4 separate regions of the Homo sapiens genome follow, and all the other regions are linked to region 1. A link is a contact called in ENCODE Hi-C or POLR2A ChIA-PET data. All regions are on one chromosome and are shown on one strand. Each heading gives the region's core, a stretch centred on a gene start or an enhancer-like site at or near the end of the contact. The rest is flanking DNA. Distances are from core to core; before and after follow the strand shown. Region 1 holds the start of AIMP1 (aminoacyl tRNA synthetase complex interacting multifunctional protein 1). Region 2 holds the start of EIF4E (eukaryotic translation initiation factor 4E). Region 3 holds the start of TRMT10A (tRNA methyltransferase 10A). Region 4 holds the start of H2AZ1 (H2A.Z variant histone 1).

Evidence for each region. Hi-C counts contacts between places; a loop is a spot of excess contacts on that map. ChIA-PET counts read pairs that join two places held with the same protein, here RNA polymerase II (POLR2A). Pooled maps may share reads with other maps.
Region 2: a loop to region 1 is called in a pooled map, with 15 times the contacts of the local background. The contact joins the promoter of EIF4E here to the promoter of AIMP1 in region 1. A Hi-C loop is called at or near these places in 1 of 37 single-sample maps with no recorded cell type and 6 of 50 pooled maps. POLR2A ChIA-PET finds 5 or more read pairs at or near these places in 1 of 52 experiments (A549).
Region 3: a map of CD8-positive, alpha-beta T cell shows a loop between it and region 1 (21-fold over the local background). The contact joins the promoter of TRMT10A here to the promoter of AIMP1 in region 1. A Hi-C loop is called at or near these places in 3 of 168 maps with a recorded cell type or tissue (CD8-positive, alpha-beta T cell and naive thymus-derived CD4-positive, alpha-beta T cell), 1 of 37 single-sample maps with no recorded cell type and 10 of 50 pooled maps.
Region 4: a loop to region 1 is called in a map of B cell, with 22 times the contacts of the local background. The contact joins the promoter of H2AZ1 here to the promoter of AIMP1 in region 1. A Hi-C loop is called at or near these places in 2 of 168 maps with a recorded cell type or tissue (B cell and naive thymus-derived CD4-positive, alpha-beta T cell), 4 of 37 single-sample maps with no recorded cell type and 12 of 50 pooled maps.

The regions. Positions count from the first base shown.
Region 1 is chr4:106,315,112-106,318,213 of GRCh38, forward strand. AIMP1 (aminoacyl tRNA synthetase complex interacting multifunctional protein 1) reads left to right here and starts at 1,439. Exons shown (of 7, transcript NM_001142416.2): 1 at 1,439-1,483. TBCK (TBC1 domain containing kinase) reads right to left here and starts at 1,098. Exons shown (of 26, transcript NM_001163435.3): 1 at 820-1,098. RefSeq lists enhancers at 678-767, 848-907, 1,398-1,647.
Region 2 is chr4:98,927,676-98,930,777 of GRCh38, forward strand. EIF4E (eukaryotic translation initiation factor 4E) reads right to left here and starts at 1,458. Exons shown (of 7, transcript NM_001968.5): 1 at 1,420-1,458. The coding sequence starts at 1,437. RefSeq lists an enhancer at 1,852-3,051.
Region 3 is chr4:99,562,424-99,565,525 of GRCh38, forward strand. It overlaps TRMT10A (tRNA methyltransferase 10A), which reads right to left and starts at 1,616. Exons shown (of 8, transcript NM_001134665.3): 1 at 1,490-1,616. It also overlaps a transcript of MTTP not described here. RefSeq lists enhancers at 720-1,919, 1,155-1,284, 1,635-1,694.
Region 4 is chr4:99,948,611-99,951,712 of GRCh38, forward strand. H2AZ1 (H2A.Z variant histone 1) reads right to left here and starts at 1,665. Exons shown (of 5, transcript NM_002106.4): 1 at 1,558-1,665; 2 at 1,053-1,130; 3 at 663-776; 4 at 201-330. The coding sequence starts at 1,560. It overlaps H2AZ1-DT (H2AZ1 divergent transcript), which reads left to right and starts at 1,884. Exons shown (of 4, transcript NR_125923.1): 1 at 1,884-2,070. RefSeq lists enhancers at 319-924, 406-455, 1,496-1,585, 1,530-2,134 and silencers at 1,076-1,165, 1,246-1,295, 1,956-2,005, 2,046-2,255.

The DNA of each region.
Region 1 (3,102 bases), core at 189-2,688:
TCGTGAGTGGAAGAAAACTACCGGGGGAAAAAAAACGTAGAGATGAGAGATTAGATGAGGGAAACAGCAGTGCAAGCAGTTGGGCTTGAAAATTCATTCATTCAACAAATATTTTGAAGCCCCTATTTTAAGTCAGTTGTTTTTCCAGCTGGTGGGCAAAGGATAATGAACAAGTCAGACTCTGTGCCCTCAAAGAACTTAGAGTTTTAAACGACTCGAATGGGGAAAGAAAGTAAAAAATAGGGCAAAAGACGCCGATTTTATCATGAATAAAATTTCACATTTCTTCAACAGGAAAATGATACTAATTCATTTATTTTATATATACATTCTCTCAAGAGGTTATTTTTGTCTCAAATAGATAGAAACCAGGACAGGGATCCTTGAAAAGCAGCCACTGACAATCCTCAAGTAACTTCCTTCCTCTGCTTCACTTTCTCCTACTGCTCAAGGGGGTGTTACACTTTGACGACTGACTAAACCTCGAGGGCCAGAAACAAACCAAAGCAAAATTCTGCCTCCAAGGTGAGTAATGGAGGGGCGGATTCTAGATTCTCTAACCTCCTTTAGCCTTCCTTTGAGGCAGTGACAGAGCGATTACTAAGCCTACGGTTCCCAAACGACTCAGGTGAACCTGATTTACAGGAAAGGCGGGCTGTAGCTAGGGATGGAGACAGTACCTATCAGCAAGCGGCTCCACAGCTCGGTTCTCTATCTATTCTGAAGACATGCGGGGCCACTCACTGCTCCTGATAGTCCTCTACCTCCCACAGACCCCACCCACTACGACACGGAAAACTGGATTACCCAAATACCTGCCTCTGAGTCTGGGGACGCAGGCAAGCACAAAGACAAGGGGGATGGAGCTTCTACACAGGGCCCCAGCGCTGTCGCTGTGGCTGCTGCTGCCGCTACGGCTTAGTGCACCAGACGCTGCATTTCAGGTGCTCCTACAAAAGAGGCCACTCCTGGAACGCCGGGAGCTCAGACGCTGCCCTTTGCTCGCGAGCCAAGTCAGCCAAGGTTAACCTTCGCGGAACCCGGCGAGGAGCGCAAGCCTGGCCTTCCCCAAACACAGATCCGAGCTTTTCACCCTCTACCCTCCCCTCAGCCTGGCCTTTTCTTCCGCCCTCACAGCCACCGCGACCCAACGCTGAGGAAAGACCCCGACTTGTGGTGTCCTTCCCCTTGCCCAAACTGGCCACGAAAGGACATATAGCGAGAGAGAAAGAGGTGCGGGGGGACGGGGGGGGTCGATTGAAAATACTGGGTGAGGGAATGGAAGACGAGGAGCGTGGTATGGCAGGTTAATGGGACTGAGCACAGGAAGAGGAAGAAAGAATTGAGGGTTGAATCTGTAGAACACTCAGGCTTTCAGCAAGGACACCTCATTGGGTCCTTTCTCACTGCTATAGTACGCGGGTGGCTGGACCTACATGCTTCCTGCTGTGGCTGTCTCGGAACCCGTGGTCCTCCGCTTCATGTGAGTGACGTCGTGGCGGGTCACTCACTCGGGGATCGCCGATTGCGATCGTAGGGGTCTTCCTTCTCTAACTTGCCTCCAGGAGAGAGGACCTGGCCTGCGCTGCTAATGGGTAGTCCGTTCGCAGCAGGACCAGCCCTGGCCTAAGGAAACAGGAAAGAGTTTGAGACTTCCTTCTAAAGGAGCCACGTTTGAGAAATGGGATGCAGGCCTAAGTTAAGAATGCTACAGAAAAATATCGATCCCTAAGCGTATTTACTGTTATGTGAATGTGTGTGTCAAAGGACTTAGGTGCTTTGGGGGAGAGGAGGGTGAAGACAGGAATTTATTCATTGAGCGAATAGTTATTAAGCGCCCACTCTATTCCAGACACCGTTCTAGGCATTAGGTGAACAGCAGTGAACAAAACAGACGGAAATCTGTGTCTACTTGTAGCTCACATTTTAGAGAGGAAGGCACATACTAAGCAAAGTAATTAGAAACATACTGTATTTTAGGTCGTGATAGTCCTGAAGAGAAACGTAAAGCAGGGAAGAAGGGTATAAAGTGACACAGGAAGGTCTTGCTGAAAAGATGACTTTTAAGTAAAGGGCTGACAGAAGTGGGAGATTTAACCACGCGAATATCTTGGGAAAGTGCAGTCAGACAGAGGGACCAGCCATTGCAGAGGTCATGAAGCAGAAACGTGCTAGAATAGCAAGGAGGCCTGTAGGGCAGAGTTGAGTGAAGGGTTTAGTCCTTCACTGGAGATTAAATCAAGGCGAGCAGGTCATGAAGATCTTGAGGACATCTAACTTTTATTCTAAATGAAATAGGACTTTGGAGCGTTTTGAGCAGTAGAGTGATGGGCTCTGACTTCCTTTTAAGAGGGTCACTCTTTAAGGAAAATACACAGAGGAGGACGTGGTAGGAGAAAGGAGACCAATAAGAAGAGTTTTGCAATAATCCAGAGGAAGCATAATGGTGGTTTGACTATGGGTGGTAAGAAATGGCCAGTTATATTCTTGATGCACTTAATTTGGATATGTAAGAGTATTATAGATGACAGGGTTAATTTTATTTAATTAGGCTTTGGAGGACACTTGAAAAATGAATTCCAGTGTGAGTTTCAGAGTGGCAAACACAAGTTAAAATCATGGCTTTGCTATGTGGTACTTGAAGGGATTCAGATAAGTCATGTAATTTTCCTGGATCTGTCTATAAAATGGAAATCACATCTGTCAAGATTGCAAAGGTTAGGGTATATTATAGGTATTTAATGACAAGGTATGTAATGGGTCTAGTCTGCAAATCTTAACCAGGTAAAAGATGGCCTTATTGTGAGGTAAGAGGGTCATGGGAGGCCAAGGCATACTCCTTTTTAAATTTTATGGACTCTGTACTGGGGAGGAAAGTTTTTGTGTTAATGACGATGGTATTTAGAAATGCATGGACTGGCCTCTCATAGCTGTCCACCCTATAGTCATTCCTTATAGCCATCCTTTAAACCCTCCAGGACCCCCTATGTCCTCATCAGTAAAGGGAAAGCAGGCTGTCTGGTAAGGGAAATAGGAACTTCCATAAAAAAGCAATTTTAGATATTCTTTTTATAGGTTTTGGCAAAGGTTGATAAAAGACCT
Region 2 (3,102 bases), core at 208-2,707, 7.4 Mb before region 1:
AAAAAAAAAAAGTCTTTAAAAGTCAAAGCAAACTGGTAAACCATTAGCAAAACCACAAGCTACCATGAAAAGATACACAAAAGTATCTGGCAACCAAGGTCTAGAGCTGGTTCCAGAGTGTGAAAGGTTTTCTGATTGCTAATAAACCCCATTATGCACACAAGATATCTTCACTTAGCTGTGTCGTTTCTAAAAAGGCAACAGGGCCCAGAAGTTTCAGTGAGCCAGTCCTGGCAAACCCAAATTATGAAAAATATACCCTCTGCTTAAAGATTAACTACAAACCTACCCTGGGACCAGCTTGCTTCAGTTAAGTTTAAAATGGTGCCTAAATTGAAATGAAAGTCTGTAGCATAGATAAAGAGAAAAAAAAAGTCAAATGGAAAAGTAAATTTAAAAGTTTCTATTTCCAATAAACTGCGTCTCAGAAATCTTCCAGGAGATAAAGACTCGGAAGAACAGAGGGATTGAGACCCATTCGCATTCTCTGAGGCGTGCGCACTACGCGGAAAGGATGAATGAATGGAAGACGGGCGCGTGTGAAATGCAGCAGGTCCGGCCGGCAAGCCGACCGGCTACAGCGATCTGTAGGCCTCGCTCCTCCCCCTTCCCTCCTCCATGACAGCCCAGTCCCAAGCATGGAGGGGCGAGGACAATGTGATACCCCTTCTCACCACCACCATCCCTCATTCTACTTGGAGAGCTTCACCGTGACACACGAGTGTTCCTTCCCACCCCAGACCTTTCTCGCTTCCCCTGGCGCAAACACCGGCAACTCTCCGGCGCGCTGGATTAACAGACGCTCGCCCCTCTCAACTCCCCTAAGCGAGGTCGAAGCTCCTCCGCGCGTGCCGCGGCACCACTCCCGCCTAACCCACCCTCCGGCAACACTCGCCCACCAGCTCCCCAGTCCACCGGTCTAAGGAAGACGTGCGCGCGCCCCGCACCCGAGCCCCGGAGCTGGGGTTCTGCAGGGAGGGAAAGGCTGCTCCAGGGCTCCCTCCTCCATCTCACTCCAGGCCGGCTCGCCGCCCACCCTGCCTGCGGATCCCAGTACTCGCTGGGAGCCGGCCCTGCGCCTTCCTATCATGAAGACACCATCCTCGCATACCCAGCCCAGAACCCCAGCTACCCTCCACCCTGTAGACACCTCGCGGTTCCGCAGGAGGCGCCACGCCGCCCCTCCCCCACACCGCTCCCCCAGTTCTCGGGCCCCCACCAGAAAGTGTGCGCTACACGCCGCCTCGGCCATCCTCCGGGACGTCCCCACTTGTCCGCGGGAGGTCAGGTCCAACATGAAGGGGAAGGGGCGGCAAGGGGTACAGTGCGCGCCGGGAACGCCGTCCCGCGGAGTCCCCCAGTCAGAAGGAAGACGGAGCGCGGGGACCCGTGGGGGTGGGGGCCAAAGGCAATACTCACCGGTTCGACAGTCGCCATCTTAGATCGATCTGATCGCACAACCGCTCCAGAAGGGGGGGTAAGAGGAAAAAAATGAGATTCAAACCGGATTGGCCAGCTTCTGGCCACGTGACGGATATGTCCGTTTGGCCCTGGCGGCACCTGCGCAAGACTGCGGCTGCGTGAGTAACGAGAGGCTTCTGGGAAGTGGAGTCTCTCCCCCACCTTTTTTTTTTTTTTTTTTTTAAGGTAAAGAAATTTTTTTTAAAAAGGACTGGTCACGTGGCCGATGGGTAGGGTGCGCGGTTCTCAACGCGGCGGACACTCGCTTGCTGGAGGGTGGTTTCAGTCCTCTGCTCTTCCGCCTGGATAGCTGCGGTCACACTTACTGCCAGGCAAGCCTACTGTGCCCTTTGTCGCCCTGTCCTCCCATCTTCCCCGGAAGGTTGGGAACTGCAGGCTCAGCACACACAATAAGGCTTCATTTGCTTAGTTGAGGTCCCAGGACAAGTTGCCTGTGTGTTTATTTAGTTTTCTTTTGATCTCCCACCATTTTCTCTTAGTTTCAAAAAGAGGCGGCGATGCAGAGTCGTTTAGGCAATCAACCCTCCCACGTCCCCTGGCTCAGCTAATGCTGGTGGTCATTCGTTGCCATTTCTGCGAAAGGGGACGGACGGAACCGCCCGCAGTACCCGCTTGCCACCGGCTGGACGAGGGGGAGGGACGACAGCTTTTACTGTCCCAAATCCTGAGATTAAGACCTCAGGGCTAAATCTTGCGTGGCGGTAAAAATTATTTGGAAGTTCTGTGCAACCGTTCCAATATTCCGCTTTTACGTGCACGGAAATAGCCTAAGTCCAGATGCCAGCCAGGGAAGCCACTCCGGGCCCCGCTGACTAAGCCCTGGACTGATGGTCTGGAGTCTTTAGGCCGGGTCAACTATGACTCTTGACGTTGACTCATTCTCCTTAGGCGAGTGACTTAATCGCTCGGCGTCTCAGCTTTTTTATTTATGAACCAAAGGTGATGATACACTTACCTCACAAGGGTGTGCTTCGTAATGACTGTAACCGGCTTTGAAAATGCATCGGACTCTAGAAATGATTCATAATAAGCAACTGCGTGCCTTCCTAAAGATCAAGTGCTTCTGCTTTTTTTTTTTAGCAAAGTTTAAATTTTTTTCTGTTTACTTTGTTTGATTATGATGTACACCAGTGTAGTTTTAAATGTTCAGGACCATTTTTTTTCCTTTACAACTGCAGCTGCCCTCAATAGAGGCTTTAATGTTCATGAAATTATTGTTATGCTCACAACAATCACTGGCAATCAGAAATTTGTCCCCACACTGGCATCCTACATTTCCTTTCCCTCTAAGATACTGTGCTGTCATTTCTCAAGACCGTGTTTTTTGCACAGTTTGGCTACTAATAACAACAAATAGAGATGAAGAAATCTAGTAGACTCCTAAGGTTCTAATGAAGAAGACACTGTCTCATTACTATTTCCCATGCTTTTAAATAATGTTGACACCAGGAAAAGGAGTGTATGCAGGCTGCCTGTGCCTGTCTGCTTATAGTGTTAATGAGGTCCAGAGCTGTGTCATACCTATTATTGAGTACATAATGGATGCTTGAGTTGACTAACACATAATTGAGGCTGTATGAGAACTCAAAGCCATTGCCTGTTCATATGTTTTGGTTTACC
Region 3 (3,102 bases), core at 366-2,865, 6.8 Mb before region 1:
TTATGACAGTCTCCTTTTCAGAAAAATCTCAACGAATGTGGGAATAATGCAGATTGGAATTAATGACTTGACAGCGATAGCAAAGGAATGCCTTTTTTTTTTTTTTTTTTTTTTTTTTTTGAGAGGGAGTCTTGCTAGGTCGCCCAGGCTGGAGTGCAGTGGCGCAATCTCGGCTCACTGCAACCTCTGCCTCCCGGGTTCAAGCGATTCTCCTGCCTCAGCCTCCCGAGTAGCTGGGACTACAGGTGCGCGCTACCACGCCCAGCTAATTTTTGTTATTTTTAGTAGAGACGGGGTTTCACCACGTTGGCCTGGATGGTCTCCATCTCTTGACCTCGTGATCCACCCGCCTCGGCTTCCCAAAGTGCTGGGATTACAGGCATGAGCCACTGCGCCCGGCCTTTCTTGTTTGTTTGAGACGGAGTTTCGCTCTTGTTGCCCAGGCTGGAGTGCAATGGCGCAATCTCGGCTGATTGCAACCTCCGCCTTCTGGGTTCAAGTAGTTCTCCTGCCTCAGCCCCCCCAGTAGCTGGGATTACTGGCATGCGCCACCACGCCCGGCTAATTTTGTATTTTCAGTAGAGACGGGGTTTCACCATGTTGGTCAGGCTGGTCCCGAACTCCTGACCTCAGGTGATCCACCCGCCTTGCCCTCCCGAAGTGCGGGGATTACAGACGTGAGTCACCGCGCCCGGCCAGGAATGCCCTTTTAAAAGACATGCGGACTAAACGTGGAGGAGCGAAAAGCCCTTTGTTCACTTCAGTTGTCAAGCCTTTTGGGCAGAGGGTTGGGAATGGAAGGGGCAGATGAAATTCTTTCAGAAAGTGACAAGTAATGTGTTGCCATCCTCTTCATATCTGTAGAAAAATTCCCAAATTTAAAGTATTTCAGTGAAATCAAGTAACACTTCGATCTTTATAAAACTGTCCTCAGCTCACAGCACCTGCAGCAACTTCCCCTCGGGCTCTCTACATTTCAGAGAGTTCAGCGACGTCAGCCCTTTGCAGGAAAAATGAGGTAAGGCAGCTTTAAAGAGGTAAAGCCCACGGTCTCTAGCCACGAAGTGGCAGGGCCATAACACGCTTTCCGGCCCTTTAGAGTACAGATTTCCCACTGATTCTTTGCAAACTCACTTTTCACATACTACGGGCCGATGGCAACCCCAAAACACACGCCGACGGAAAGCGCCCCACCACGGGGCGGAGCCTCGCCCACTATCCCTTCTAGGCTCCCAGCCAGCAAACGCATTTCAGAGACGGGATTAAGCTGTCTCTGGCGAACCAGGGAGCAGCTGGGTAGGCCGCGGGGGGCGCCTGTCATCGACGTCATTTCCTTCAGCAAGAGCGCCGCAGGAAACCACTTCCACACCACTGCTCCCCTCTCCCCCGGAAGCCCTTGTTGCTAGTAGGGGGCTGCATGGCACGCGCCCCTTTGCGTCCAGAGAATACCATAGTGCGGGGGAGCGCCAACCAGTGCCAGGACACTTACCGAGCTGAAGAGTTGACAGGGAAGTGAAATCTCAGAAAGAAAGCCTTTCTGGGTTGGCCTGGTTACGGCTCACGCTTCCTTCCACAGAAACTTCAATTCCCAGAGGCAGGGGCGGTAGTTACGCAGTGGAGGCTACGGCGGTTGCGTCTTACGTCATCGAACTGCGGCCATTTCGAACCCGCAATGGAAGAAAGGGGAGGGGTTTATGCGGGGCGGGGTCTGGAGTTAGTGTTTTGGGAGTGGGAGGTAGTTACAGTGATGTCTGTTTTTTCCCGTTCAAGAATTAAGTGTGTACCTGCAGACGTGTATTCATTCATATATTCTTGTGAGTATTGGATGAAGGAATTAAGATAGTCCCACTGTTAAAAATGCAAAACAACGAAGAAAGGCTCCTAATTTTTCTGTGTTGAAAATGAGAGAAAAACATCTCTTGCCTATATTATTTTTAATTTATACAGAAAATTACCATATCACATGATTTTACATAACTCAAGTGGAAAATTAAATTCAAAAAGTGAGTCAGATTCACAATAAAATGCATTTAAATTTAGAATCTGTAAGGCTTTTTTATGGCTGAAGTAAAACAGCCATAGCTTTACTCTTTATTCATTCCTTGAGCTATTTTTCCTATGCTGTTTTGCAAAACATCAGATGACATTTCATTGTTTATAATACTTGACCTTATATAATCTTTTGCTATATATAGATCATGTCAACTGAGAGAGAAATGAAATACAACCCCGTAGATTGTCATTTTCTATTTAGTTTTTTTCTCCTCTACTTCTAATAGGTGATTATTGCAGAATTTGAAGGTAAGAATGAGGTTTGCATCTTGAATAGAAGACTGGCTTCTCATATAGAAAGAATTTTGAAGTAAATTATCCTTGAAGATATTTGAACATGTTTAAAGGCTTCAGTGAATAGAAAATTAAATCCAGAATTTGAGATTCTCTAAAAGAGCCGAAATTTCTTTGACTTTAGTTACAAAACTAAAGTCACTCTTGCCATAAGCCCTTAAATTTTACTTGAAACACTGTATCAGCTATAACACTGTTGTGAGTCCCTCTTCTGTTTCTTCCTCATCTCAAACCTAAAAGATCTTTGTTAACTGAGCACTGGCAAAAAAGTCTGGATCCACTTCTGATCTGTTAGTAGGGCATCTTTTTTCAGCTGCCTCCATATGAGGGCAAAGAGTAGCTGAGGGAGGATTAGTAATTGGATATGTAGCCCTTCACATGTAGGTCATTAAATTCAGGCTGGCAAAGTGATGTGCCAAATCTTTCCACAGCTGTTCAGTTGCTCCTATGGGATCTGTTTTATAAATAATTATACAGTTTTTTCAGAGTTAATACCTGGCCTCCTTAGATATTTTAAACAAAGTTTTAAAGCAAAAAAAACCACTTCATATTCTAATAATGAAGTCAATAAATTTTCTTTTGACATAGACATTTAACTTTGTAGTCATTTGGTGCAAAATTTAAAATGATTCTATTATTAATCCAAAGTAAGCACCAAAAGAGCACCAGCAAAAGTCAATTTAACAAAAAATTGAAACATATAGAAAGTTTAAGACGGTGAAATCATGTGAAACAATATTTTCATTGATTTGTAAA
Region 4 (3,102 bases), core at 415-2,914, 6.4 Mb before region 1:
GAAAGGTATCTTTAAAAACATGCAGCTCAAGTATGAAGTAAAAATTCATTGAGTTATACATATAAATCAAATTTCATGATACAACCATACTTCCATCATTGAAAATATACTTAAATTTCCTCTCCTGGAAAAACTAATTAAAAGCAGCAAAAAATTCCTTCCTCTGAAGAAATTTTTTAAAATGTTAGAAGTTAACATACCACCACCAGCAATTGTAGCCTTGATGAGAGAATCCAATTCTTCATCTCCACGAATAGCAAGTTGCAAGTGACGAGGGGTAATACGCTTTACCTTTAAGTCTTTTGATGCATTTCCTGCCAGTTCAAGTACCTAAAAGGCAGAATCTGTCAGTTGCCTTCCAACTTTCCTTTGGCCAAGATTCAGAGAACAGAATAAAACCCTCACAAACGCAGATCTACCAACTGGAATCGTTCCTCACTATCTGACTGGCAAGATATACAGGGGGCACGCAATTTTAATTCCAAGAGCAGAGAACTCAAGCTCAGTAGGATCCTTGTTGAACACCAGCTCCCTCTAGCGTTCTCTTAGGCCTCTCGCCGCGTTCAGGGCCTGGGAGTTTTCTTGCATCACTTTCCTCCTTCCCTCTTGCCGCCTCCCCGCCCCCCAAACCTTCTCCGGATTATAGGCGTTCACCCATTTACCTCTGCGGTGAGGTACTCCAGGATGGCTGCGCTGTACACAGCGGCAGTCGCGCCCACACGTCCATGACTGGTCGTCCTAGATTTTAGGTGTCGATGAATACGGCCCACTGGGAACTTAAATTTTAAGCATACACAAACATAAATGCACAAAAATGAGAACTAGAGATGGGGAAATTATATGCGCGCCAAAGCAAGGGGCACGGGCGCAGCAACGCGTCCCGACATCGAAACACGTGATTCCTCCCCCCCATATTTATCGTATGGGCAGCCCAAGTCGCGACACCGCATCACCCACGCATACACAAAACGCCCATCGAGAGCGATGAATAACAAAAAAGGAAATGCAAAGAAAAACATCATGACTCCCAGACTGCACGAACAACTACTGACCTGCAAGCCGGCTCTCTGCGAGCGGGAAACCGCCTTTGTCTTGGCCTTTCCGGAGTCCTTTCCAGCCTTACCGCCAGCCTGCGGCGCGCACACGCCCGCGAGCGGAGGAGGAACGGAGAATATAGAATTACCAAGGCGGCGCGCCCATCCCCCACCGCGGCGCGTCCCGCCGCGAGCGCGTCCCCGCACCCTGCCGGGGTCTCCGGCCCGCGGCGCGCCGCAGGGGCGACCCCGCCCGTTCGCCCCCCGCCGCGCGCTCGCCACGGCCGCGCGCCTCCGCCCGCCGGCCCCCAGCGGCGCTGCGCGCGCCACCCAACCGTCGCCGCCCGCCGCGAGATCCGAGGCTGCTCCGCTAGCAGCCGACAAAACACCTCCCCCCACTCTTCTAAATCCTGTCTCCGCGCGTTCCCAACCGTCGCCACTTCACCCCCATCCCTCTGTGTAACGGGTTTTTCTCTCGCCGGCAAAAACCCGCGGAGTCATCGAGCGTCTCTGCGAAGTTTACCATTTCGAATTCCGCTGAAGCTCAAGCAAGCAAGGCAGAGAAAAGGCTAATCGGACCCACGGTGAGATCCCACCACCTACTCCTTCGTCGCACCGCGATTCAAACTGCGCTGTCTCCCGCCTTCCCTGCTCCCTTTATACTGCAGAATGTTCCCTCATCCGGGAACTCGGATTGCTCATCCCACCAATGGCTGCCACCCGCCCTCGGGACGCGTCCTTGAGACTTCAGCCAATGAGCAAGCGAAGAAAAGGGTGGAGGGGCGGGCGCTTCTAATCTCAAGCCGCGATTGGGGCGTGGGGGGAGAGGCGGGGGAAGGCGGAGGGATGGGAACGGGGGAGAAGAAGGGCACCGCGGCGGGAGGGAAGAAACAGAGCGAGCTACGCTGCAGGAGCGCAGTTACCAGCCGGCTGCGATCACGTGCCTGGGAGGAGGAGCTGAGACCTCAGGGGAGGGGCGCGCGGTAGCGTCCCGGGTCCCCTAGCAGGGCTCTAGAGACCACGTGAAGTCTCCTCGGTATGTAGCACGCCGCCCCCACCACTCCCAGCCCCATTCCCAGCGCCTCTCGGGCGGAGACCTGCGACCCGCAGCCGCTTTCCGGGGCCCCGGACACCCCTTCCCTACCCTCTCAATCCCTGGCGGCTCCTCCCGTCTGACAGGTGGCGCGAACGCGTCCAGTGAGAGGAGTCTGAGGTTTGCCCTGACGCCTTCCACAGCCTTAGTAGAGATTCCGTGTTTCTTCCGTCTAGGCGAGTCCCCAGCCACCAACAGATCACGACCCGCTGCTCCCACTTTATTTTCAGCCGGGTCTTCCACCTCTCCCTCACTACTTATGAAATCCTCCACGGAATAGTTCTGTGACAGCAAACGGTGAAGCCAAGTCACCTCACTGGTCACGAAACCCTTTTTGTCTATACTTAGGGAGCTTCTGGCGAGGCAGTATTCTTTAATCAAATCATAAACCATATTTTTTGGAGACTACACATCAATGGGTTGTACCTGTAGCCTGGTGTGTAAAGCTCATTTAGTGAAACCTCAGAGCTATTATGTGTCAACTTTTCTACAGTAAGTATTTTGCCACATGACAAATGTTCGGCAAATGTCGATGGAGTAACTCTGACATGATTTTCAGGCAGTTAGAGGGTCCATGCAATGCAATCAGTTGCAAATGATGAGGTTAAAGTAATGGTACTGTACACACAGTACTATCCTTCCAACTAGTAGGTTATTAACACCTATGTACATCTCCAGCTGCTTGGGGACAGTAGTGTCTCAATCTCATTTGCAGTGTTTTAGTGTATTACATTTTTTAACATAATTGAATAGTTTCAATGTGACGAACATTTTGAAACATATACTCTATGCTGGGCATGGTGGCTCACACCTGTAATCCCAGCACTTTGGGAGGCCGAAGCGGGCAGATTACGAGGTCAGGAGTTCAAGACCAGCCTGGCCAACATGGTGACACCCCATCTCTACTAAAAATACAAAAATTAGCCAGGCATGGTGGCGCCCGCCTGTAATCCCAGCTACTCTGGAGGCTGAGGC